Linked DNA regions of Homo sapiens: region 1 is linked to region 2. A link is a loop called in an ENCODE intact Hi-C map of the cell type or tissue named here. Cell type or tissue: tibial artery. All regions are shown on one strand. Each heading gives the region's core, and the rest is flanking DNA. Links, peaks and the distances in the headings are about the cores only.

The links. A loop is a pair of places that touch in the nucleus more often than their neighbours do. Peaks named below come from ENCODE experiments on the same cell type or tissue, not always from the same donor. Only the 100,000 strongest peaks of a DNase experiment are listed, where the experiment ranks them.
Region 1: a loop joins it to region 2, with 8 times the contacts of the local background. A loop is called at or near these places in 5 of 110 quality-filtered maps.

What each region holds. Positions count from the first base shown.
Region 1 is chr9:14,843,744-14,856,514 of GRCh38, forward strand. FREM1 (FRAS1 related extracellular matrix 1) reads right to left here. Exons shown (of 37, transcript NM_001379081.2): 6 at 7,541-7,864; 7 at 4,922-5,030; 8 at 2,217-2,348. It also overlaps the pseudogene RNU6-1260P. Among named protein-coding and RNA genes, the nearest start is that of FREM1, 60 kb to the right of the region's middle. In tibial artery, for the core only: no CTCF peak of the experiment used is centred there; no DNase peak of the experiment used is centred there.
Region 2 is chr9:14,919,524-14,932,294 of GRCh38, forward strand. It overlaps LOC124902122 (a long non-coding RNA gene), which reads right to left and starts at 12,145. Exons shown (of 2, transcript XR_007061421.1): 1 at 12,103-12,145; 2 at 8,405-9,506. It also overlaps the pseudogene LDHAP4. In tibial artery, for the core only: no CTCF peak of the experiment used is centred there; no DNase peak of the experiment used is centred there; H3K4me3 peaks cover 551 bases; H3K27ac peaks cover 939 bases.

The DNA.
Region 1 (12,771 bases), core at 4,733-12,732, 73 kb before region 2:
ATCTGGAAAGTTTTAGAAATGCAAATTCTCAAGCCTTACCCTGGACCTGCTGAATCAGAAATTCAGGGGTGGGTGGGAGGGAGGCAACAACCAGTGTTATCAAGCCTATTTGAAAATTACTGGCTCAAAGACCAAGAGCTAGAGCTCTAATATCTAACAGTCTGGGTTCAAATCCCAGTTCTGCCATTTTCTAGGTGTGCAACCTTAGATAAATCAGTTGTTCTAAGTCTCAGGTTACCCATTTGTAAAATGGGAATAATAATAGTATCTAATATCATAAAGTTGATATGAGATAACAAGTTAAAGTATACAGAATGCTTTCTACAGTGTCTGTCACAAAGTAAAGCTTAATAAATGATCACACTATTTTGTGTCTCCTCTGAACCCAGACCATCAATGCATTATGGTCTCCCACTCTCCATTTCATTGCTGTAGTATTAATAAACATTGCTTTGTTTTCTTCAGATACTTACAACTCTTCCTTTTTTTTTTTTTTTCTTTAGACGGAGTCTCCCTCTGTCGCCCAGGCTGGAGTGCAGTGGCGTGATCTCAGCTCACTGCAACCTCCACCTCCCGGGTTCAAACGATTCTCTTGCCTCAGCCTCCTGAGTAGCTGGGGCTACAGGCACGCACCACCATGCCGGGCTATTTTTATGTTTTTAGTAGAGATGGGGTTTCACCATGTCGGCCAGGCTGGTCTTGAACTCCTGACCTCAAGTGATCTGCCGGTCTCGGCCTCCCAAAGTGCTGGGATTACAGGTGTGAGCCACTGTGCCCGGCCAGAGACTTACAATTCTTAATGGCAGGTGCACCCCATTATTCTCTTCACACCACGTGGCTGTGTTAAAGACCTTAGAGGAATAAACGATTTAACACTGTCTTGACCAAGATCCACTTTATGCTTCTTCCTCACTACCAGAATCCTAGTTGTATTTGGCATAGCAATATGGTCATTTAAAAATACTCAGGCTTCCCGACTTGCTTGCACTGAGGAGTTGTATGTGACATAGTTTGATAAAGAAATCTAAGTGGAAATTGTTGTATTGTGCTCCTAGGAAAACTTGTTAGATACAGCAAACTTAGATCATGACTTCTTTCATTGTTCCTTCTGGGTCTTCAAGCCTCAAATACATGAAGAAAATAACTAATTTTCAAGCCACTACACTTGGATTTCTCTTACATACAAGCGAACACCCAACCTGACTGGTATACCCAGATTTAAACTGGCCTCCCACTGTCCTGAGATTAAGCAGGAGGATTTATCATACATTTATTATTTTGTTTTTGATTCCAGAATTCCCTGCTCACAAATGATGGTGAGAGTTATCTTTCTGCATTACAGTTAGGGAAACTAAGAAGATAATTGAATTAAATCCTCTGAGTTCATTATAAGGAATGACTTATTTTATCATAAAGTGTAAATATTACTTTTATTAGATTATTACCTTGTTAACTATCATCCCATAGAATTATAAATTTATTTCTTTTAAACCATGACAACTACTACTAATAACATAACATCATTATTACTAAAGTATTAATTAAGCATTAATTTTTCTTTTTCTTTTTTCTTTTTTTTGAGATGGAATCTTGCTTTGTCACCCAGGCTGGAGTGCAGTGGCGTGATCTTGGCTCACTGCAACCTCTGCCGCCCAGGTTCAAGCAATTCTCCTGTCTCAGCCTCCCAAGTAGTTGGGACTACAGGCGCCCGCCACCATGCCCGGCTAATTTTTGTATTTTCAGTAGAGACGGAGTTTTACCATATTGGTCAGGCTGGTCTTGAACTCCTGACCTCAGGTGATCCACCCACCTTGGCCTCCCAAAATGTTGGGATTACAGGCGTGAGCCACTGCGCTCGGCCTAATTTTTCAATATACTTCTTTGAAGCAGAGAAATAAAAAACATTCTGTCCTCCAACTGGGAAAAAAATAACTAGTTAAGGAGTATACTTACAAGAAGCCATGCATGGCATCCAGAAAGCAAAACTGAGGTTTAAACAATGAGCCACGTACAAGGTACCATTCATAAATGGTTAGACATTGATCTGAGCATTTGAACACAAAAGTCAATGATTTCAAGATCTCCAGATTTTCTGCATTTGACAATTTCATTGAGAAATTGGGCCCAAGAGATGCTACATATATCTGTTAAATATATCTACTTTTGAAGAAAATACTTTTGGATTCTTTGCTAGGTTACCAAGTTGGATCATTCACCTCTTAAAGTCAGCCATCCATGCTGCAGGCCACCAACGGTGACTAGCCGGACAGCACCAATGTCGTCATTGTCGACAACCTGAAACTGTTCCCAAGTGATGGCTCGAGACTGCCCCTCAAGGAGACTCAGACCTATGAAAGAAAGGAGAAAAGGGTGTTGGTATCATAGACTGGATAAAGAAAATGAGGCACATATACACCATGGAATACTATGCAGCCATAAAAAATAATGAGTTCATGCCCTTTGCAGGGACATGGATGAAACTGGAAACCATCATCCTCAGCAAACTAACACAGGAACAGAAAACCAAACACCACATGCTCTCACTCATAAGTGGGAGCTGAACAATGAGAACACATGGACACAGGGAGGGGAACATCACACACCAGAGCCTGTTCGGGGGTAGAGGGGAAAGGGGAGAAAGAGCATTAGGACAAATATCTAATGCATGAGGGGCTTAAAACCTAGATGACAGGTTGATAGATGCAGCAAACCACCATGGCACATGTATACCTATGTAACAAACCTACACGTTCAGCACATATACCCCAGAACTTAAATTTTTTAAAAAAAGATAAGAAAAGGGTATTGGCAAGTTCTATGACATGCCAACGTGCCTGCTTAAGAAAAGATGAGTGAATTTCCACTCATGAAACCATCTGAATATTGCATCTATAAAAGCTTTTCAAGAAACTGGAATGTAGCTTTTATTTTTAGTACTATTTTTATTTTTAGTACTATTAACTCCAATATTACAACAGATTACAGATAATCCTGAAAGGGAGCAGAGCAAGCTGGTCGAATTGCAAGGTAGCGTGCTGCTGGACTTATCTTATGCTTCTCTCACATCTGCCAGCTTCACCTGCCATCCCGGCCTCGACCAACTGACTGTTCTCTAGCTGCAGCCGCCCCATGAGGGTTCCCAGTCTCCAAAATTGTAAAGCCCTCCTGCCACCACTGCCTCATCTTCTGATGCAGCCGGCTACCTCCACTGCCCTCTAGTGGCGGCAGGACCAACCTTGTGGCTGATCAGGCCCTGCACCAGGGGACCCAGGAAGTGTGTGCAATGGCTGCTAAGAGGGGCCAGATAACACAATCTGGGCATGTGGGGAGTTAACAGCCAGTGAAGTAAACTTTAACCCATTAAACACAGGAGATGGGAAATAACTGACCATTAATAGATTGTTGACCTTTTCCCAACCCCACTTCCAACTCTTACCAGACACAGCAGTTGCATCTTCTCCCTGGAGACATCAACACTGCAGAGCAATCTGCTTTATCTTATTGTAAAGCTGTGACACCAGCTCAGCCATGCGTTTTTATTTGCTTCTCCCCTTACTCTTGCTTTTAGTATAGGGTTAGTACATCTGATCTGCCTCGGGGTCTGTTTTCTAGGGAAATTGGGCTAATACATATATAAAGGAGAGGGAGAGAGAAAAAGAAGGAAGGAAGGAAGGAAGGAAGGAAGGGAGGGAGGGAGGGAGGGAGGGAGGGAGGGTGGGAGGGAGAAGAAATGGACAGAAGTGCATAAGAAGAATCTCTGTGACTGGCAATAAGGGTTTGGAAGCCAGGAGTGCATAGGACAAGGCATCACGGAGCACAGCAGAGGAACAATCGAGAAGCCTAGAAATATATACAGCAAAATATTAACATTGGTTATATCTTCACGGCGAAATAATAATTTTAGATGCATTCTCCAAATTTCAACGATGGCACAGATCAAGTTCATAATAAGCAAACATTTATTTTAAAAGGGATTCTGATGTTCAAAGCAGCCAAAATGACATTGAGCAAACCTGGGTGTCACCGATCACACATACACGTACAGACTATTCCATCTCTACACTCAGGCAGGAGCCCATGCAACATGTGATTATTCCTAAACTTTAGGTTACTGATTCCATCTTTTCTCTCATTACCCCCTTGACAGAGGTACAGTAGGATGTATAGCCAGAATTATAAATCAAGGCTGCTCACCTGATGTTCTCTATCTCTGCTGAAACTCACACACATACAAACACATATCTATGTGTACACACACGAGGCAGCTCGTTTAAGCTGCCACCTGAGGATTTAAATCAGACACAGATATTTTTTCCTTAATACTATCTACCACCACTGCTTATAAGTATGTTTCAAATGGTATTGATGGGATCAGTGAGAAGGAAAAGATCTCCATTTACATTCCACATTTACATCTGATCAACATATACATATATATATCACATAAGTCCACTCAGAATTGAGAGGCATAGAAAGCCATATTTTAAAGCAGTTAAAGCTCTTATTTACATATTTTAGTTTCCATGCAGCCCAACATAAAAATAGACTATAGATTATAAAAGCTAAACCTTTCTCCAATCCCTTGGAACAATTTGAGTTGGAGATTTCAGTCCCACTACAGCTCAATATCACAAATAGTCAGTTTTTTGCTTCATTCAGTTGAAAAGTGTCCCTTTGTCTTATCTCCGGCAGAGGAAAGAACTTGGCCTCAGGACGCAGAAATCCTGGATTTAAATTTCTCACGCTGCCAGGAGGAATAAAAAAACAACAACAAAAGCTACTATGTGATGCCCTTAATCTGTCTGGGTTTCAGTTGCCACATGTATGACATAGGAATAAAACTACCTTTCTTTCCTGACCCATCTACTTTCTTGTATTCCCTTCAGGGCTATGTTGCTCTATGCCTTATATTGAGCTTTACCTGTATTCCAGGATACACGGGGGGCATTTGTATCTGCTGTTCTGATGGAGATGTGGACTGTCATAGGTGCACTCCTTTCAAAGAAGAAGTCGTATACCTCCAATTCTACCTGTAAACAAACAGAGGCAAAGGAGCCACACACTGAAGCGTTACAGGGTAAAGTAGCATTAATTCTGGGTTATACCCACACACAGTGGATTCAGTTTTCTGCGGGGATTCACATTTCTGCAGTTCCCACATCTCATTTAGACATCCTGATTTGACTTTTTCAGGTTCTAGATCTTGTTCCTTACTTTAACGGTATTTTTAAATTTTCTTCTACATAAAAGAATTTATTAATCTAAAATTGGTAATATGCTGGAGAAGTGTCTCTGCACTTGCTTAGGAGACCAACCCCTTCCCACATTCAGTCACTTAAATCTTTCTCAAAGGTGGAGGATCTAGAGAAGTGGTTTTCAACTAGGGGTGATGTTGTCCCACTACAGGACTTTTGGGAATGTCTGGAGGCATTTTTAATTTCAGAAGTCGGTGTGTGGGAAAATGCTATTGTCATCGAGTGGGTAGAGGCCAGGATACTAACATCCTACCGTACACAGGACAACCTCCCAAACAAAGAATTATCTGATACAAAATGGCAATTGTCGTACTGCTACTATCAAGAAACCCTGATCTAGAGACATGTATTTCACTAGACATATTTTTAAATATCTCAACTTTATTTGCTTTCATGAAATTCATAACTAATAAGTAAGTAGGGGCTGCGTGATAAGTTTTGATCTTTATTATGTGCTGTGTATGTATTGCACCAGATGTTGACAGAGAAGAATGAGGTATAACACAGAAATGCAAGGCATACTCCCTACTTTTGAAGAACATGTGGTCCATGGAAGAGGATAAGATAAATAATCAAACAGCACTATATCAGCAAACACTAAATAACAAAAGAAACTGATTCAAGGCTGCCAAAGCAACAGACTGAACAGGAAACTACATGGGCAGGAGGTGTCTTTTTTGGAGGGGTAATGCATTCGGTTGGGCCCTGGCCCAGGGCTTCCAGTCCACACAACCTGAAAACTGTGTGATCTCCACTGAAAAAATTGAGAGTTACTGTCTAACGAAAAAAATCACACATTCGCACAGGTTCTGCTTTAAGAGTACATTATACAATGCCAGAAACTACACACAGGAAGAGGCCAGAAAAGCAGTGCTCTAAGATTGGATGTGCAATGAGAAATTACTTCCTAACAGGGAAGGCATGGGGGGCCACAGACTATGATGAAAAGGGGGAAATAAAAGCAGAAGGCAAAGCATAGCGTTTATAGCCTGAAGTCCTTTGTCTTCCCTTGAGGCTACATGCTGAAAATGCCGAAATTACAATAGAGATAACCCCAGGGACGATCATTTTCCTTAATAAACCTGAGCTCAAGTCTCTATCAGTCTGCTCGTTTACAATTTCCACCCTGTTTGAATCAAGTTGCTGGTAGTTCTTTAAGCATGTGAAGCACTATTATGTGGAAGACTTTAACCAGCTGTCCTCCCCTCCCACTAACTACAAAACAGAGGAGAGAGGTGGAACCTGCAGCAAAAGGAAATTAGATAGAAGTAGGACCTTCCCGATGGACTGTGTTTCACTGTGAAATTAGTTATCAAATAAGACTACGGAATGTCCTATCCTGAGTCCGTGTTATTAATTAAAATTAAGGATTCCCATAAAAAGCTCTCACAAAAAAAAAGAATAAAAGAATTTATTAATAAAAGAATTGTGTGCTCACCTTGGCAGCACATATACTAAAATTGGAATGCTACAGAGAAGATTAGCATAGCCCCTGCACAAGGATGACACACAAATTCGGAAAGTGTTCCATATTTTGGGTGAACAACACACACTGGGGCCTGTCGGGGTTGGGGGTGGAGGGAGAGAGAACATCAGAAAAAATAGCTAATGCATGCTGGGCTTACTACCTGGGTGATGGGTTGATAGGTACAGCAAACCACCATGGACATGTTTACCTATGTAACACACCTGCACATCCTGCACATGTACCCCAGAACTTAAACACACCAAAAAAATTTTGTTAAAAATAAAAGAATTGTAAACAAAAGTCATCTCTAACTTCAATGGTCTCTGTGATTCAGGAAGGCTGTCGAAGGCTGCTGCAGTTCTCAAACTGGTGAGCCCTGGGTCAAATGTGGCCCTCAGAAATATTTGGTAGCTAGCACAATACGTTTCACTACAAGTTTTAATTGTTTTCTATATTCAAGAATTTAAGCATTTTACCAAAAATGTATCATTTTCCAATTTCTCTTGGCACATGAGTGCTACAGCAACAGTGGGCACACTTGTATCCTTGCAGGGCAGTGGTGGGCATGAGCTGAGTGGCAGCTGCTTCCTGAGGGGATGGCTCTTTCTTCAGTTTGCCACAGTGCCCCTCAGTGGGGTTTGCTCATTGACCCCACCTGCCTGGCTCCTCTGGGCAGTGAGTGTGCATCCTGATTTACAGTGATTGATTCTTTTCTGAGGCAATGAATGTACAAAGGAACCTGAGGGTTTAGGGTAGGGGGTTCTTAAATAACCCTGTGACTTCTAACTAGGCTGGAAGCTTTGTCTCTCCTTCTTACCTCATCATGTCTCCTCTCAGAATGGCTGCTGTTTGGTGGCTGATAGGCGATCTGCATGTCACTGAGATCTTTCCAGGTGAATGAGGAGATTGGTCTGGTGTGATCCAACAGGTGAGTCACATAGCCCTGGAGCGGGGCTTTAGTAATGTTGAACACCAGCAAGGGTTTAGGGGTCTCATCTTCTTCACAGTCCAGAACTGATGTAGTCAAGGAGGTCAGGATGAACTGATCCACTTCCAGAATAAACACGGCCATGAATGCAGCCTTTGGAATCTGATTCGGAATTCCAGCTCTGATATAGACAGGCAGCCACGCACTCTCTGACTTTTGAAGGATAGAGAAAATATAAAGGAGGAAATAATATGAATGAGGTGATATCATACAGGGCTAATAGCATAATATTTAATACAGCCACAGCCTAGCGTCTAGCAGTGACCTGAAGCCTGGCTGCATATTGGAATCACCTGGGGAGCTTTAAACACATGCTGGTACCTAGGATCTGTCTCCAGAGGTTCTTGTTTAATTGTTCCAAAAAGGGGACCAGAAAACCAGTATTTCTCGAGCTCCCTGGTGACTCTTACATGCAGCCAGGTGAAGAAGGGAGCACCTACTTTGGCATCAGAAGGAACTGTGTTTATCATTCTATCTCCAACACTTTTAATTTGTGTGATTTTAGACAAGTTACTTAACTCTTCAGTCTCATTTTCTTTCCAGCTGTAAATGAAAATATTAATACTAGACTACCAAGAATTAAGTGAGGACAAATGAAATAGCCAAAGTAGGCACTTAGCAATCTGGCACTCACCAACAACCTCCTCCAGCCGCCTTCCTCACCTCCTGTCATGTAGTTTTAAAGGGGGCAGGAGAAGGATGAAGGAAATATGTCTTTATGATTTGGTTCTCATGCAAATGAAGAATAGTTGCTTGGTTGTCTAGCTAGTTAAGACCCTGGATCTTCAAGCAAGGGTTGGGCATTGGGGATTGCAAGTGGCCACTGAGGCTAGGCATGCATCCTCCCAAAATGAGAGCACTATGAGCAAGAGACCCTCCAAAGAAACCATGAAATTGTGCCACAAGATCTAAGATCTCAACAAGTGCTATGGGCAGAAAGAATCCTCACAGGGTGAGGTGTGGTAGCTCACGCCTGCAATCCCAGCACTCTGGGAGGCCGAGGTGGGAGGATTGCTTGATGCCAGGAGTTTGAGACCAGCCTAGGCAACAGAACGAGACCCTATCTCTACAAAAAAAGTAAAAATAATAAAATTAGACAGGCATGGTGGTGCACACCTATAGCCAATTACTCGAGTGGCTGAAGCAGGAAGATCACTTGAGCCCAGGAGTTTGAAGTTATGGTGAGCTATGATCATGCCACAGTACTTCAGCCTGGGCAAGAGAGTGAGACTTTGTAAAGAAAAGAAAAGAATCCTCATAGCTGTAGATGCTAGTTCTCACAGGATTTGATCTAGCCCATTGCTGAGAGAACCAGGCTCAGTTACCAAATTCACATTAGTCCCATACTGCTGAACACTTGCCATTGGGCTAGGAGTTGTAATCTGTGTATAACAGAATGCTAAAGTTCCAATAAAAGAGATTAGATGTGCAACTGAATGTAAGACAGGTAGTAAAATATGCAGAATTTACAAAGCAAGTTGTCTGGAACTAATTCCAGACTCCAGAACTTTCTTGCCCATATAAGAATATAAAAAGATTGAGAAAGGTAAGAAAAAGATTGATTAGGAGAGAGGAGTGCTTTGCTGCGTTGTGTTCAGTCACTTTCCTGACCTTCAACACCAAACATTGGCACGGAGCAGGAAGAGCAGAGCAATGCCATATCTCCTGTCCCTTAAAATGTGTTTCTTGCAGTTGAAACACACACAGAGAGCTGATGCAGGGCTCATATCTGAGGAAGCTAACTGGCTGGAAGCAAAAAAAATGATGGCTGTGCCAAAATCAGTCTGTTCTTGTTTGTGGCAACAAGGGACATATAAATGTTTCCAGTTAAGGGCCTAGTGGGCAGAGGGCTGGTCTGGGATCTCCTGGACCCTGAACTTCAGAGTGCACTCTTGAGAGGACAAAAATCCAGTAGGAAAATGCTGGAGATAGAATCAAATCCTAGGAGCTGCAGGAGAAATTGCAAGTGATCACTCAGGTTAGAAATAATCCTCTTAAGAGAGCTATGAGTGATAGATCAATGAATGGGACTCTCCAGAGAAACCATAAATTTGTCCCTAAGACAAAGATGCAGCTTGAGACATCTACCAGGCTCAGAGAGCATGAAATCATATGTCATCAATGCCTGATCAAATAAGATCCCTCTCTCCCATTCCCCAAAACCACCCCTGCCACCAGTCTGAAAATTAAGAAACTAACCAGCAATGCCCAGAGAAAAGAGAATTGCAAGAGAGGAATAGAGGAGAAGACAATCAACCCCTTCCCTTCCCACTGCATGGTTGATGAAGGCAGGTGAACGATACTGAGATGTCCCAGGGTTTAGAGTATCTAATCTTCGTGTGTCACTGGGAAGAAGTATTATTTGAAGATGCATAATTAGAAAACTCAAGAGGGGTAAATTGTGATTTAGAAGGACTGGTGCTTAATGCTAAGACCAATTGAGTCTAGAGTCAAGTCTAAATAAGTACGTTATTTTAAACATGTTAATAAAGTGGATACAAATGATGAAAGAGCTTACTGCTTGTAATAAAGTATAACAATCATATGCTAGAACTGAAATTGCAAATTATATAAACAAAGCAATTGCCAGGAGAAAGGATCAATTGGATCAGTTATCATCATACATAGGAAGGAGCCAAGAGAGCTCACTTCATTTTTTCACCGTACATATTACAAATATAGGCTTAAGAATATTTTTAAGTTTAGAATTAAGTCCAAATAAAACATCAACTGTGATAAGGAATTGTCAAATAAGATAAAGGCAAAGAAAACATCATTTATTTTGCAAGACAAATTTTTTTAATTAGCAAGAAAGCATAAAACATGATAGAAAAAAGTGTATCTATTACTACCACAAATATAAAGTTTATATTTCCTTATTCAAGACAAATAGTCTGAAATTCAACAAAAATGTCCAATTATATGTACCTTACAAGAAAGGCACTTAAAATTACATAGAAAGATTAAAAGGAAAAGGGTGATACAAATTGATCATTAATGGAAAAAGCAGAGAGACCACATAATTTCAAAGATGAATTCAATGTGGGCAGTTGATAAAAGTAAAAAATATAAGACAAAGATTCTTACAAATAACATTATATTTAATATTGTTCTTCTCAAACCAGTGGGGAATAGAGCAAAAATAAGAAGAATAATTACAGGAAAAGAAAGAACAAAATTATCATCACTAGTGAAAGATATAATTATGGTCTTTAAAAGCCCAAAGAATTGAGAACTTCTTAAAATAATTGAATTCAGGAAAGAAGCCAGATAAAAGAAAATTATTCCAAAAATAGCTTTTCTGTTTATCATCAATAACCATTGAGAAGATATAATGGGAGAAAAATATTCTATTCACCATAGGTTCACAAAAACAAAGTGCCTAGGACTGGACTTAATAAGTATGCTCACCTTACATGAAGGAAACTACGAACTTTACAGAAACCTATAAAAGAACCTTTGTTCAATAAAGTGAGATACTTCATTTCTGGATGAAAAGACTTAATATTGTAAATGTTCCATTATTCTAATTTTCCCCAAATAATTTATAGTTCTAATTGGATACTGATAAAAATCCTTAGGGGCTTTTTTTTAAACTAACATAAATGATTTAATTATATTTATTTGGAACTAAGTCTAGGTGATAATGGCCATGAAAATTTTGAAGAGAAGTGATAAGGAAGAACCTGTCTGTAAGAAAATTATAGGCCTATTATGTTTAGAATAATATGAGACTGACAAAGAATAAGTAGGTAAATCTAAGAAATAAAAGAGCTAGCCTTGAAATTGTATACGTTATATCCTTATATACAATAGAAGATCATCTAAAATCAATGGGAAACAAGTTAATTGTTCAATGAATAGTGTTGAAAATTTGGGCTATTTGGAAAAAACTGTTCCTTGTATTTCATCATATAATAAAATTGTATTTGAGGTAGATTAAAAAGGCAAATGTAAGGAAGAAGACCTTTAAAAATCTAGAAGAAATTATGAGTGAAGGATCATTTGGTCACTTGATGAGAATTGACTGTACAACCATAAAAATAACAAAAGAACAAGATACAAAACTTCACATATAGTATAAATGCGATTCCATAAAACAAAACCAACTCTGGCATGCACTCATGCACATGTGTGTGTATGTAAAAATGGTAAAAATACAGCTATATTTATTTTCTTCTTATCTTGCTTTCTGTGTTTTTTTTAATATTCTCTGCAGTGAGCCTATTACTTTTATATTCATAAATGAATCTGTTTTATGACATGCCAAATAAGCTATGGAATAGGTTAATGATAAACAAAGCAAGAAGGTAAAGGGATAAACTCCCAATAAAACAGATTTTAAAATATAAACAAATAAAGGCGTATTCAATATAGTAAGAAAAAAATGAGAAAATTTGATCAAAAAGAAAAATGGCTCCAATTTTTTTTCAATGGATATAATAAATCATTAAAAGTGAAAGGAGTTTTGTGTTAAAACAAACAGAAAACATCTATTAGTTGTCTATAGACCTAGTGTTTAGGTCTGTATGAACAAGGTATGTCACTTCTCGGGGCCACCACTATAAAATAGGAAGCTTGAGCTAAACCCAGCCTGGTTTTGCAAACCTGGCTAATGAGTTTTTTACTGGGTGACTTTTAAAACCAGCAATATGCATAGTGCTACTATGTGCCAGGTTTTATGTCAAGCACATAATAAGTATTTATCATTTAATCCTCTCAGTTACTCTAAGAAATAGGTACTATAAACCCACTTTAAGTTGAAGAAAATGAGACCAAAAGTCACACAGTTAGTTAAGTGGACGTTTGAACCCAGGCAATCTGGGCCCAGCGTCCATGCTCTTAACTATTATTTGGACTCAGAAATTTATCCTTGAAAAGCTACCCAAGTGATTTACCTGATCAATTTGACTAGTCTGCCTCACAGTTTTTTTCCAGATCTTAATTCTATGATTTTGTTTTATCATTTCTTTATGATTCCTTGTCATATCAATTCCTTGGGGTAATAATGTTCAATATTTGACTGGGCCCCTTAGGAGAAATCCCAGTGAGAAGCCAGA
Region 2 (12,771 bases), core at 2,309-10,308:
TTAAAGGAATCGTCTGCGTGAAGGCTTTGAAGAAGATGCTCCTGACTGGAGAGACACTGAAGGGACAGGCTTCCAAATACACACATGCACACATCGTGCAAGCATGTAGCTATTAACAACAAAGGAATCCTTCTCCTAGCACTTTGTTTTATTTCTGGAGCTAATGGTCCAGCTGGATCTGAAAGGATGAGGGATTCAGGTCCCCTAACTTTACAAGGGCTTATACTCAAATCATGTGCTTCAGTGAATCTATTTGCGCAAACATTTCCCATCCTCCATATTCAAGGCTATTGTGTGTAGATATGGAAACTTCAGGGTAAAAATTCTACTAATTATATTATCATTTCCACATTTGTCCACTAAATTCAGACAGGAAATCAGAATAAACTGACAGCTTCCATTCCACTCTGCCTTCACAACTGAAAATCAAACAGGCAAATGCTTGCATTTGGACACAGCTTCAAATGCTAGCATTAACTAGACATAAGAATTTTGCACATGCATTAAAAACATGAAAAAATCATCAGGAATCCTTTTCAGGAATCCTTTTTATCTCCACCTTTTACAGAAAAGGGGAAGATGCACCAAAGGCAACATAAAGAATTTAATTTTCAGATGTTTTCCATTTTAACAATCTGTGTGGGACTTGAGAGTGATTTAGTAATTTCAAAGCTTAGCACCAGCAGCAATTTTATTTTTCCAAGCATAACTCAAGGAGTTGGGAGTCTTTGCTTACTGACCTTAATTTTTTAAAATGTGACTCTAGAAAAATGTCCTAACTCCAGCTTTCTCAAAAGACATTTTGCATGATGAAAAATAAAAATAAAATCAGTTTTCGCACAAAAACATCATGGCAACTTAGCCTAAGTTAGAACACAATGAAATTAACAAAATAAAACCACAGGCAAAGATGCGTTCCACACATTAGGAGTAAATTTCACAATTCTACTAACAAAATCACAGACTGTTTGGAAAGCTGAAGCTGAAGCCACACACTGGTTGTGCCTCACAGAAATATGCTGATCCCTTCAACGAGGGTTACTGAACCTAAGTGTAGGCCAAGTGCTGAGTAGGACCTAGTGCCTGCTCTCAAAAACTTTACAGTCTAGTTGGAGAAGATAAGAATACATAGAAATATTATACATTGAGATATGATTGAGGACAGCAAATTATTATTGAACATATACACTCTTATGTACGTTTTTATTTACATGCATTAACTCATTTATTTATTTATTTTTTCACTGTTCAAGGTTTATTGGGGGTTTTAGTTGGTATAACACTTGGATAGTTAGCTGCATTGTTTACATGTAGATCTTTTTACATTATATGGTAATGTACACTGCTGATACATATAGTTCACAAAATAAGATCCTTTGGAACAATTATGCACAAGACATACGATATTGGATTTACACACTGGATCCCAGGATGTGACTGACTGGGAAAAAACGTTGGACTAGGCATGTTCAGTGAAGGAGCCAGGAAGTTATATAACACACGGTAAACATCCACCTGGCTCAAGGGGCAAATGCAGCATGTACAGCATTGGCAGTGGTGCATCAGAGGTGGCAGAACTACTTCACACTAACCAGTTTAGGACTACACAAGATTAATACCATCCAGCATCAGGATATAGCTGTGGATTTTACAAATCATTCCTATTTCTAACTTGAGGAGTTGATGTTTTTCCCAGTCCATCTTAAAATATTACTGCTTTAATCACAGATCAGATAAAAAGGACAGCATGTACAACCTCCAACTAGAATCCTGTTGTAGCCTAGACAGTAAAATGATATGACATCAGAAGACTTTAAAATTGCAGCTCTTTTTGGATCCCCCAAAGTGTATCTGCACTCTTCTTCAAACAGGCCTCTTCCTCAGGAGTCAGAGTCACTTTCACAAGGTCTGAGATTCCATTCTGTCCCAAAATGCAAGGAACCCTAAGGACGACATCATCCTTTATTCCATAGAGACCCTTAATCATGGTGAAAACTGGGTGCACCTGCCTAAGATTCTTCACTGTACCTCTGCCAAATCTGCTACAGAGAGTCCAATGGCCCAGGATGTGTAGCCTTTGAGTTTGATCACCTCATAAGCACTCTCAACCACCAGTTTGTGAACCTCTTTCCACTGTTCCTTATGTTTATCAGTCTCTAAATCTGGGTGCGGAGTCTTCAGGGAGACACCAGCAACATTCTTTCCACTCCATACAGGTGCACTGGAATCTCCATGTTCCCCAAGGACCCACCCATGACAGCTTAATGGGTGAACTCCCAGCCTTTCCCCCATCAGGTAACGGAATTGGGCTGAATCCAGATTGCAACCACTTCCAATAACATGGTTTTTGGGAAAACCACTTATCTTCCAAGCCACGTAGGTCAAGATATCCACTGGATTTGAAACAATAAGCAACTTGCAGTTCGGGCTGTATTTTACAACATTAAGAATGATGAACTTAAAGATGTTCACGTTACGCTGGACCAAATTGAGACGGCTTTCTTCCTCTTGCTGACATGTCCCAGCCATGATAATTACCAGTTTGGAGTTTGCAGTTCCATTATAGTCTTTGCCAGAGACAATCTTTGGTGTTCTAAGGAAAAGGCTGCCATGTTGGAGATCCATCATCTCTCCCTTCAATTTGTCTTCGATGACATCAACAAGATCAAGTTCATCTGCCAAGTCCTTCATTAAGATATTGATGGCACAGGCCATGCCAACAGCACCAACCCCAACAACTGTAATCTTATTCTGGGCGGTCTGTTCTTCCTTTAGAAGATTATGAAGCAGCTGATCCTTGAGAGTTGCCACATTGGACTTGGAACCAAAAGGAATCAGGAATGCACATCAGGCAGTCGTCGGGGCGTGTGGCAATGAGATCTGGAATCAGCGGCAGTGGCTGCAGCACTCCCATTATTAACTCATTTAACCCTGACAACAACCCTACTACCTTGAGTGGATCTAGGGACTTAAATAATAGCATCAGTTCTTTCTCTCTCTATCAGCAAGCTCTGTCTCCACATTACTTTGCATATTAACCTTATTTGCTCCTAGTGTAACACAGGCTTTTTCATGGGAAAGAAGAATAGCAGCAATGTAGGCCTGCATACCTATGACTTGTGAACCAAAAAGAAGAGAGTCATCGTTCATAACAGTTTTAGCAAAAAAAAAAAAAAAAAAAAAAAAAAAAAAGACAGAACAACAGGGGAAGGAGTGGGGGCTTTGGATGTGGACACATCAGAATCACATGGGGTGGGAAAAGATTTTAGAAATGGTAGCAGGGAAGAGGGATAGGAAAGCTGGTCAGGCACCATAACATATGTCTAATTCAATCTTTGAGGCAAGAGGGAGCTACTAAAGGGTTTTGAGTAGGGGAGAGACATAGCACTAATCACTCAGACAGTGAGTGAACCTTACCCCCAGCCCAGAATCTACAGCTCACCAGAGCTTTGCTATTCTCATCTAATGCATGATCTTCATTAATCTTCAAAACGAACATTTGAAGAAAGTACTCTTTCCCCCACTTTAAAGGTGAAGAAATTAAATGGTATCTTGAGAGACTTGTAAATGTCAAGTGTCTAATGTATGATAACCATTACGAGTAGTTCTCTAAAGATTTGTGAATGAATAGGTTGAATACTAATATCTATTACATTTCTGGCCTTATGTTAAGTACTGATTAGGGTGGAGAAAGTGATATACATTATGTGGCCCTCACTCCCAAAGAACCTGCAGTGCTGTTGAGGAGATAAGATTTATACACTAACACCTGCCACACAAAATAGAGAATAATACCAGGTAATAAATACAAATTATACCAAGAGATTTGTTGGCCAAGTAGGGTCTCTCTGAGGAGGTGACACTTTATCAAAACCCTGGATAAAGTGAAGATTCTGGGGATGAGGAAAGCCCAGGCAGTTAGCTGCTAAAAGGAGACTTAGAGATTTTCCAATTTAAATTATGGGTTTTGAATATTTTTTAAGCATTGAAATCATTTTGTAAATAAACATTTTGGTAGTATCCTAACACATAAAACAGAAATAAGTAGATCTCTTTGTTTGGAAAGTAGCGGTGGAGGACCAAGTGTCCCCGGCTCTTGGATTTTTGCATTCTGCAATTCAGGGCACCTCCTAGAATCTCCAAGATCCCAAGTAACACTGTCTGGGGGAAAAAAGTGTTTAAATATGAAATCCTTATTTGACAGATGGGTAAACCAAGACCAAGAGACTAAGTCACTTGCCTTAGAAATCACAGCTACTTAGTAGTGGTTCTGAGTACAGAACTCGTAACTCCTCCCTCAGAAAATAAGACTCTTTCTACCACACTCCATTCCTTCATTCCATAAGTATCTATTAACCTCCAACAATGCCTCAGGCACCAGCTTCATCACTGAAGAAAATGCAATGAGAAAAAAAAACAACATGCCACTGGCCTTATGCTGTATTCATTTCCTATATTAAAAAATAAGCACAAAACTAAATACTTAATTATGAATTGTGGTAAGTCCAACAAATAAATGTGCCCTAAAGCATCGTAATATGCCCTTCATAAGACTAGGAACAGAAAAGAGATTTATCACATGGGCTATAGGAAGGTTTTGTCTTAAGAATTTACATTCTTAGTAATAAGCCTCCCCCACGTGACATATGTTGACTCTTTGTATTTTAATAAAGACTTTTCATGATTGAATTCATGCTCACACATCTGCTTTGTCCATCACACTGAAAAGACTTTAACTTAAATCTAGCCACCAAGTCAGGTGCATTGATTTGAATAAATGCTGTGTACTGAAACGCCTTTCTTTTCCTGCAGTATTTACCCAGCATCTAACTATTGACATTTTTCTCTACTTAACATATATGGAGATGACCCTTCTCTCCTCCTTTCCTTAGGGAGTACACACTTTGCAATTGGAAGGAAAATTACATTCTTCAGTCAGATTGAAAATCAATGACATCGCTGGTCACAATCCCCAGGGAGTTTCTCAAGGAGAAAAGACAGTCTTAAGAATTCCACAAGAAGAAATTGGAACATCGTGCATTATTAGTGGGATTATAAAATGGTGATACTTCTGTGGAAAATAGTATGGAAATTCTTCAAAAAATTAAAAATAAAACTATCATATAATCCAGCCATCCCACTTCTGGGCATATAGCCAAAAGAATTAAAAGCAGTCTTGAAGTGATATTTTAACACCCATGCTCATCAGAACATTCGTCACAATAGCCAAGACATGGAAGCAACGTAAACATCCACAGATGGACAAATGGATTAACAAATGTGATTTATTCATGCAATGGAATATTATTCACCCTTTAGAAGAAAGGGAAGTCTTGCATATGCTACAATGTGGGAGAACCTTGAGGATATTATGCTAAATGAAATAAGTCAGTCACAAAAAGACAAATACTGTTTGATTCCATTTATATGAAGTGTCTAAAGTAGTCAAATTTATAGAAACCGAAAGTAGAATGGTGGTTACCGGGACTGGTGGGAGGCAGAGAGGGGTGTTGCTTAATGGGTATGGAATTTCAGCTTCTGCAAGATGAAAAAGTTCTGGAGATCTATTTCACAACAGTATGAATATACTTAACAAGCCTGAAATCACTTAGGATCTGGCATTATTTGAAGAATGACCAGCTATGCAATGAACTTTATCCTTGTTTCTTTAAAAACATGTCTTTACTTACAAGTACAGTTATGATAGGTTCCCAACTTACAGTCAACTCACTCAACCAAATATGTTTGAGGTAGGGGGTGGGAGTATGATAAAAAATGCTTTTTTCTAAAAGTTTCTTTGTTCAGAGTTTCAAATTATCTCTCATTACTTCTAGATCTCAAAGATGGGGTCTCACTCTGTCGCCCAGGCTGGAGTACAGTGGCGCGATCTCAGCTCACTGCAACCTCCGCCTCCCATGTTCAAGCCTCAGCCTGCCTCAGCCTCCTGAGTAGCTGGGACTACAGGTATGTGCTGCCACACCCAGCTAATTTTTGTATTTTTTAGTAGAGATGGGGTTTCACCATATTGGCCGGGCTGGTCTTCAACTACTGACCTTGTGATCTGCCCGCCTGGACCTCCCAAAGTGCTGGGATTACAGGCGTGAGCCACTGCACTGGGCCTAATTAAATATTTTTTTAAATAGATGACACTTCCCCATGTCTAGGAATCTTTTGGAGGTCTTCTTTGGAATTATATCAAAAATACTTCTCAAACTTTTTGTTCATAAAGTGGACTTGGCTCTAAACAGAAAGTAAAAGACAACTATAAGGCGGCTTCTCTAGAGTCTACAGACCCTTTCTCTAATTTTTTAGCTATAAGCAGTTGACCTTACATATTTTATTTCACCTTTTAACTTCATGACTAAGTTTTCCCGTATGAAATGGGGGTGAAAAAAGAATATACAATTTCAGAAAGCCACACCAGCACTTCAGACACAAATTATATACACTAAACCTTGTTCACAAGAGGCTGCAAAAATTTAGTTAAGCCTTTCTTTAATTTCTGCACTGTATACTTCTGTGTTTTGCACAGCCCATTTAGTACACTATGCTTTTAATGTTATCTATTTTTTAGCCCAATAATTCATAGGAATTATATAAACTATGTAACTTCAATTGTATGACACTTCTCACTGCATCTTGCCCTGGTAAGCATGTAAGAAATGGCATTGATGATGGTGCAATTTGGGTTCATGCTCTAAACAATGTCACAGAAGTATCTGAGCTCTCTTTGCTGGCATCAGTAAAAATGTAGTTAGGAAATAAACTCTGGAAGCCACACTAGACAACCACTGAAGACACACTGGAGATGGCTAAGCAGAAGCACAGGTGCCATTGAAAAGACATGGTCTAAGTGGACTGATCACTTTGGGCTGCTTTTCTTTGCTTTTATTCTATAGCATTAAGTCAATTCATTCATTCATCTAACATTTATTAAACACTAAGCATATGTTAACCACTACTTTGGTGCTGGAAGTAAAACAATGAATATAATGTATACAATGAACTATTAAAAGCCTGGGATTTTACCCTACTTGCAAGCTAACAAATTAGCTTGCCACATTTACTTGAATGCTGGCAGAAGACACAAAACTTGTGAGTTTGAGACAAAGAACAGTTTATCACGCGTAGCAATAGTAGCAGTAACCAGTGTATTAACATTTGCACCACTTACCTAAAATTCAACCACAGGACAATGTAAGGAAGGTCATATAATACCTGCATCTGCAGTAGTACGCATTATAAGATACCATGGGAGGATCAAGGATGGGCTAAGAGAAACATTCAGAGAAGGCTTCTCCGAGGACATAAATGCCAGGGCTGATGCTACAAGGAGGAATAGGAAGGAGCAGATACAGAAAACCAGATGGGTCATTTTAACCAGCAGTCTTTCTAAGACCACAGGCATGGGTATGTGAGTAGTTTGCTACAAGTAGAAAAATCACAAGCTGGGAGTCACTGAAGCTTAAAGCAGAAGGCCAAGGGTAAAGGAAGATGAAGTGAGATAGGCAAGCAAGACCTAGAGTTTGGAGAGCCTTTGATATCTTGCCAAAGAGCTTAGTCTTTTCCCTGTTGGCATTGGAGAGCCACTGGACGTCATAAGCAAATAGGTTTGCACTGGATAGATAATGCTAAACAGAAAGGCATCCATGTCTTTGGCATATTGCTGTGACTCTGATATGATATAGCAAGTCCCCAGCAATCTCCAGCAACCTCTGATAACACACAGCAAACGATGTGTGTGGTTGCCATCAACCATCCTTGTGCATTCTTTGATAATTCAGTAGGGCTGTTTGCACTTCTGAGTCCTGACAAGTGTGCTCTCACTCTCACATTCACCCTATGTCTCCAACAGTGTACCAGAGCTGTGTTTCTTGCAGCATACTTACCAACCCCCACTGTCTTCAGAGTAGTTTTATCTTGTTCCCTGGGGTTTTAACAGTCACTGATAAAGATATCTAATTCAGCATTTTTCTATAATCTAATTTCCTCCTCTGACAAATGCTGTCACTGAAAAATGATGGAGAATTTCCTGACGCCTTCTGTTTTCCTTACTGAGGCCCCTCTAGAGCATTTTGGCATGTGTTATTGATGGGGCCCCTGAATACTGGGAAGAGTGCTGATACCACAGTTTCTAATCATGGATAGAAACTAAGGCCTGGGTAGGGGGTCTTTTTAATCATCTATTTCCAAGAAATGGGAACGTAAATTTTTTTAGAATTCTTCGACTTAGATCCAGTGGGTCCTTTAATTAGACATCACCAGAAGTTGTTTGGACATAAAATATACCCTAGATACTTTGTCATCACTAAATGTTACAAAATGGCACCTAGATCTGTCACAACTCTAATTATGAGGGATCAAAAAGGCCTGACTTGATCTCAGAAACTTCAGCCTCCCAAAATTTCAAGACCAAAATTTATTCTGCAGGGCACTCCTTCCATGACACATTGAACCAGCATCCTTTTAGCAAAGTAAATGCTCAGTACTATAGCCAATGGAGTAGGAATTTATTACCTATCTTGTCCATGCTTTTCCATTGATCTGTTATTTTGCTCAACTTATGCCACCATATCTTGGAACCAAGCAGGTATTTGTCAAGGATTTTTGTCTTCTTAAGTAGAGAATCCTCTAGAAATTGACTTTTCAGTATCATCAGTAGAAATATTGAGCATATTGTAACCCTGGGTTCTTAGGGTGGCCCTTAGGATTTTAAAACCATAAACTGCATCATCCAATAGACAGCAGCACATCATCTGTAACCTCTGAAGTGATGATCAAATGTTACTAGATCAGTACATGAAGAGAGGAATGTGAGTGATCTAACCTACTCCAACATGGCTGATCTCAAATGAGTATTAATTACTCCAATTATCGCAAATTGCATATGTAATGCAATATTTCGTAGCCTTTTTCAATTTCCAAAGCTATTTCATAAACATTAACTTGTTTGATTATTATAAAACACTATGATTTTGGCATGACTGTGTTCATCTCACCCACAGAAGAATCAAAGACTTGTAGCTGCATTTTTGCAGCAAGAGGCTGCCTCTAAGGCTTGTATTCATAGAATATATTCACGGAGTTTCAAGGGATATTAGTGATGAACTGGCCATGGCTGAACTGGCCATTGGTCTTCTTTTTACAGAAGAGAAATTCAAAACCCAGAAATGTGCCCCAGTTCCCAGAGGTAAGGGTGGGATTAAACATAAGCTCAGGTCCTTTTTTTCCAAGCCAGCATTCCATGTTACGTGGCTTGTGTCTTTGCAATGTATTTCATAATTTCTAATTTCCCTGTGGTAGGGAGAAACCTACCAATCTTAGCATTTTCATCTGAAGTGATGTCAAGTCTTCAGTGTGTCAGGGTGTCCCTAATGCTCTAATCTGCTGGATCATGGGACAGCTTAACAACATTGCACAGCCCAGATCTAACAAGGCCCTGTTGTTGACTCTCAGGTGCAAGCCTATCTTCAGCATAAAATGTCATTTGTTCACAAATGAAGAACCTGCAAGAAAGTTAATATTTTGAATTCAGATCAGTTCCATATAATACATCTGTAAAAGAACAATGGAGTAGCTTGGTCATGCATGGAATCATGGGTAGCAGTAGTGGTATAGAGTCTGAGGCTCTGGGATTGAAGGAAGCCTTGGCATTTACAAGTTGTGTGACCTTGGAGAAGTGGGCTCATCTTTCAGAACCTCAGTTACTTGTGGATAAAATGAGGGTTTTTCTTTTAGACATCTCCAGGAGTTGACATAAATTTTAAATGGAATAATATTTTCAACGATAAATGTTAATTATTGAAGTTAATCATATTATTTATGTAGAAAATAGGACACTTCTGAAAATTTGAGCATAGCAAAATTTTTTCCACGTTGCAGATTCAAAATGTCCTCTAGAAAGAATACCAATTCTGGGGTTTTTAAAAAAACATATTTTGAGGTATAATATGTATAAAGTGCATAAAACACATTAATTAAGGGTAGAGCTTGATGAATTTACACATTCATTTACACTCATGTAACCAACCTCCAGATCAAGATATAGGACATTTTCTGCACCCCAAAAGTTTTCCTCATTTCCATGTCCAGTCAATACTCTCCGCCAGCACTCGGAGTTGAGCACTATTTCAGCCCCACTCCTGGTTCTCAGGCCTCTGGACTAAAACTGGAACTTACACTATCATCTCCTCTGTTTCTTAGGACTTCAGATTTGGACTGGACCCACACCACTGGTTCTCATGGGCCTCCAGCTTGCAGAGAGCAGATCATGAGACTCCTCAGTTTCCATAATTGCATGGGCCAAACCCTCATGATAAATCTTTTTCTATATATCTATATGTCATCTATTGATTCTGTAGATGAGTTTTGTTTTTCTTGAACTTTGTATACATGGAATAATATAGTTTATATTGTCATTTGTTTGTGAAATTTATCCATGTCTTTCACATACAAATAGTTTCTTCATTATGACTGCATATTATTGCATGAATATTAAATAAATTATTTATCCATTCTCTGTTAGTGGACATTTGGATTGTTTCTAGTTTGGGGCCATTATGAATAAAGTTGCTATGGACATTCTTGTGTATATCTTTAGGTGGACCTGTGTACTAATTTCTCTTTAGGTGGACCTATGTACTAATTTCTCTTTAGGTGGACCTATGTACTAATTTCTCTTCCGTATATTTTCAGGTCTGAAATTGCTATATCATAAACTGTTGTATGTTTTAGCCACAGCATTTTGAAACAGAGTTTTAAGTAACAGCATTAACTTCCAAGTCCAGTCAACCCTAGCCTGACTAAATCTGTGGATTTATTAGAGTCAATAAGCCAATAAATATTGGTTTAACACCTGCTATGTGTCAGGAATTGTGATTGTTAATTTTATGTGTCAACTTGACTGGGCTAAGGAATGCCCAAATAGCTGGTAAAACATTATTTCCAGGTTTGTGAGGGTATTTCTGGAAGACATTATCATTTGAATTGGTAAAAAGAGTAAAGAAGATCACTTTCACTAATGCAGGCGGGAATTATCCAATCCATTGAAGACCTCAATAAAACAAAAAGACAGAGGATGGGCAAATTTGCTCTCTGCTTGAGCTGGAACATTTATCTTCTCTGGCCTTCAGACACTGGCACTCCTGGTTCTCAGGCCTTTGGACTCAGACTGGGACTTACACTATCAGCTCCTCTGGTTCTCAGGCCTTCAGGTTTGAACTGGACCCACACCATTGGTTTTTGGGGGCCTCCAGCTTACAAGTGGCAGATCATGAGACTTCTCAGCCTCCATAACTGCATGAGGTGATCCCTCATGATAAATCTTTTTCTATATATGTATATATTGCCTATTGATTCTGTTTATCTGGAAAGCCCTGACTAAATACAGGACTACAACAGTGAGCAAGGCAGGTGTGAGCTTCTCTTCCTGAGGCTTATCATCTAATTAGAGGAGGACATCTAACTAGAAATGGGAACATGATGAGGGTCATGAGGGGAAGTGAAAGTCACTACAGGAGCATATAACAAGCATTCTAATGTGCTCTTAGGTTGAGTGCATTTCCCTATTTTTACTAAAAGTTGAGTTTTCCAACCAAATGGACAAGAATGAGTTGTGATCAAAGCACTTTGGGCTCCTTTTGCAGTTCTTCCATTAAGCTGTTTTGTGACTTGAGGCAAAACCCCTACCTTCCTGAGTCTCATTTGCAGTACGAATATCATCTTATATGTGCTTCTGAGCGAACTGCTCCTCTTAAGTTGTTCGAAGAAATGAGTTTGTAAAGTAGTCACTGGTTATGCAAACTAGACAGTAGAAGTCAGACAAGGAGTCCTGAAGCTTTTCCGACTACAAAAAGATATTTAATCCCCTTATATTCAAGTGAAGTAACAGAAAACTCGGTTTCTCTACAAACAATGTGTATCTTTAGCTATAAGAATAATTGTTGGGCTGGGCACAGCGGCTCACGCATGTAATCCCAGAACTTTGGGAGGCCAAGGTGGGTAGATCACCTGAGGTCAGGAGTCCAAGGCCAGCTTGGCCAACATGGCAAAACCCTGTCTCTACTAAAAATAAAAAAATTAGCCAAGTGTGGTGGCGCGCACCTGTAATCTCAGCAACTTGGGAGGCTGAGGCAGGAGAATCACTTGAATCTGAGAGGCAGAGGTTGCAGTGAGCTGAGATCACACCATTGCACTCCAGCCTGGGCAAAAAGAGCAAAACTCAGTCTCAATAAATAAATAAATAAATAAATATTTTTAAAAGAATAATTGTTAAAATCACAGGAGATTACTGTTAACTCATCATGTTTTTAAATGACAGCCTAGTAAAATCTGTATGATTACTAAATCAGATTCAGGTATCATTCTTCAAGGAAGTACCCTCATCACAACATAAAATGCAATATGTGTTTTTATTTTTTATTTTATTTCTTTATTTGAGACAGATTCTCACTCTGTCGCCAGGCTAGAATACAATGGCCCAATCTCGGCTCACTGTAGCCTCCCTCTCCCAGGCTCTAGCAATCCTCCCACCTCACCCTCTGGAATAGCTGGAACTGGGTGCACATTATTACCTCATCTGGCTAAGTTTTGTATTTTTTGTAGAGACATGGTTTTGCCGAGTTGCTCAGGCTGGTCTCAAACTTCTGGGATCAAGTGATCTGCCTGCCTCAGCCTCCCAAAGTGCTGGAATTACAGGTGTGAGCCACCATGCCCAGCCTCAATGTATGTTTTTAGTATCTTCTAAGCCAGCAATCCTCAAAGGAGTCAGGG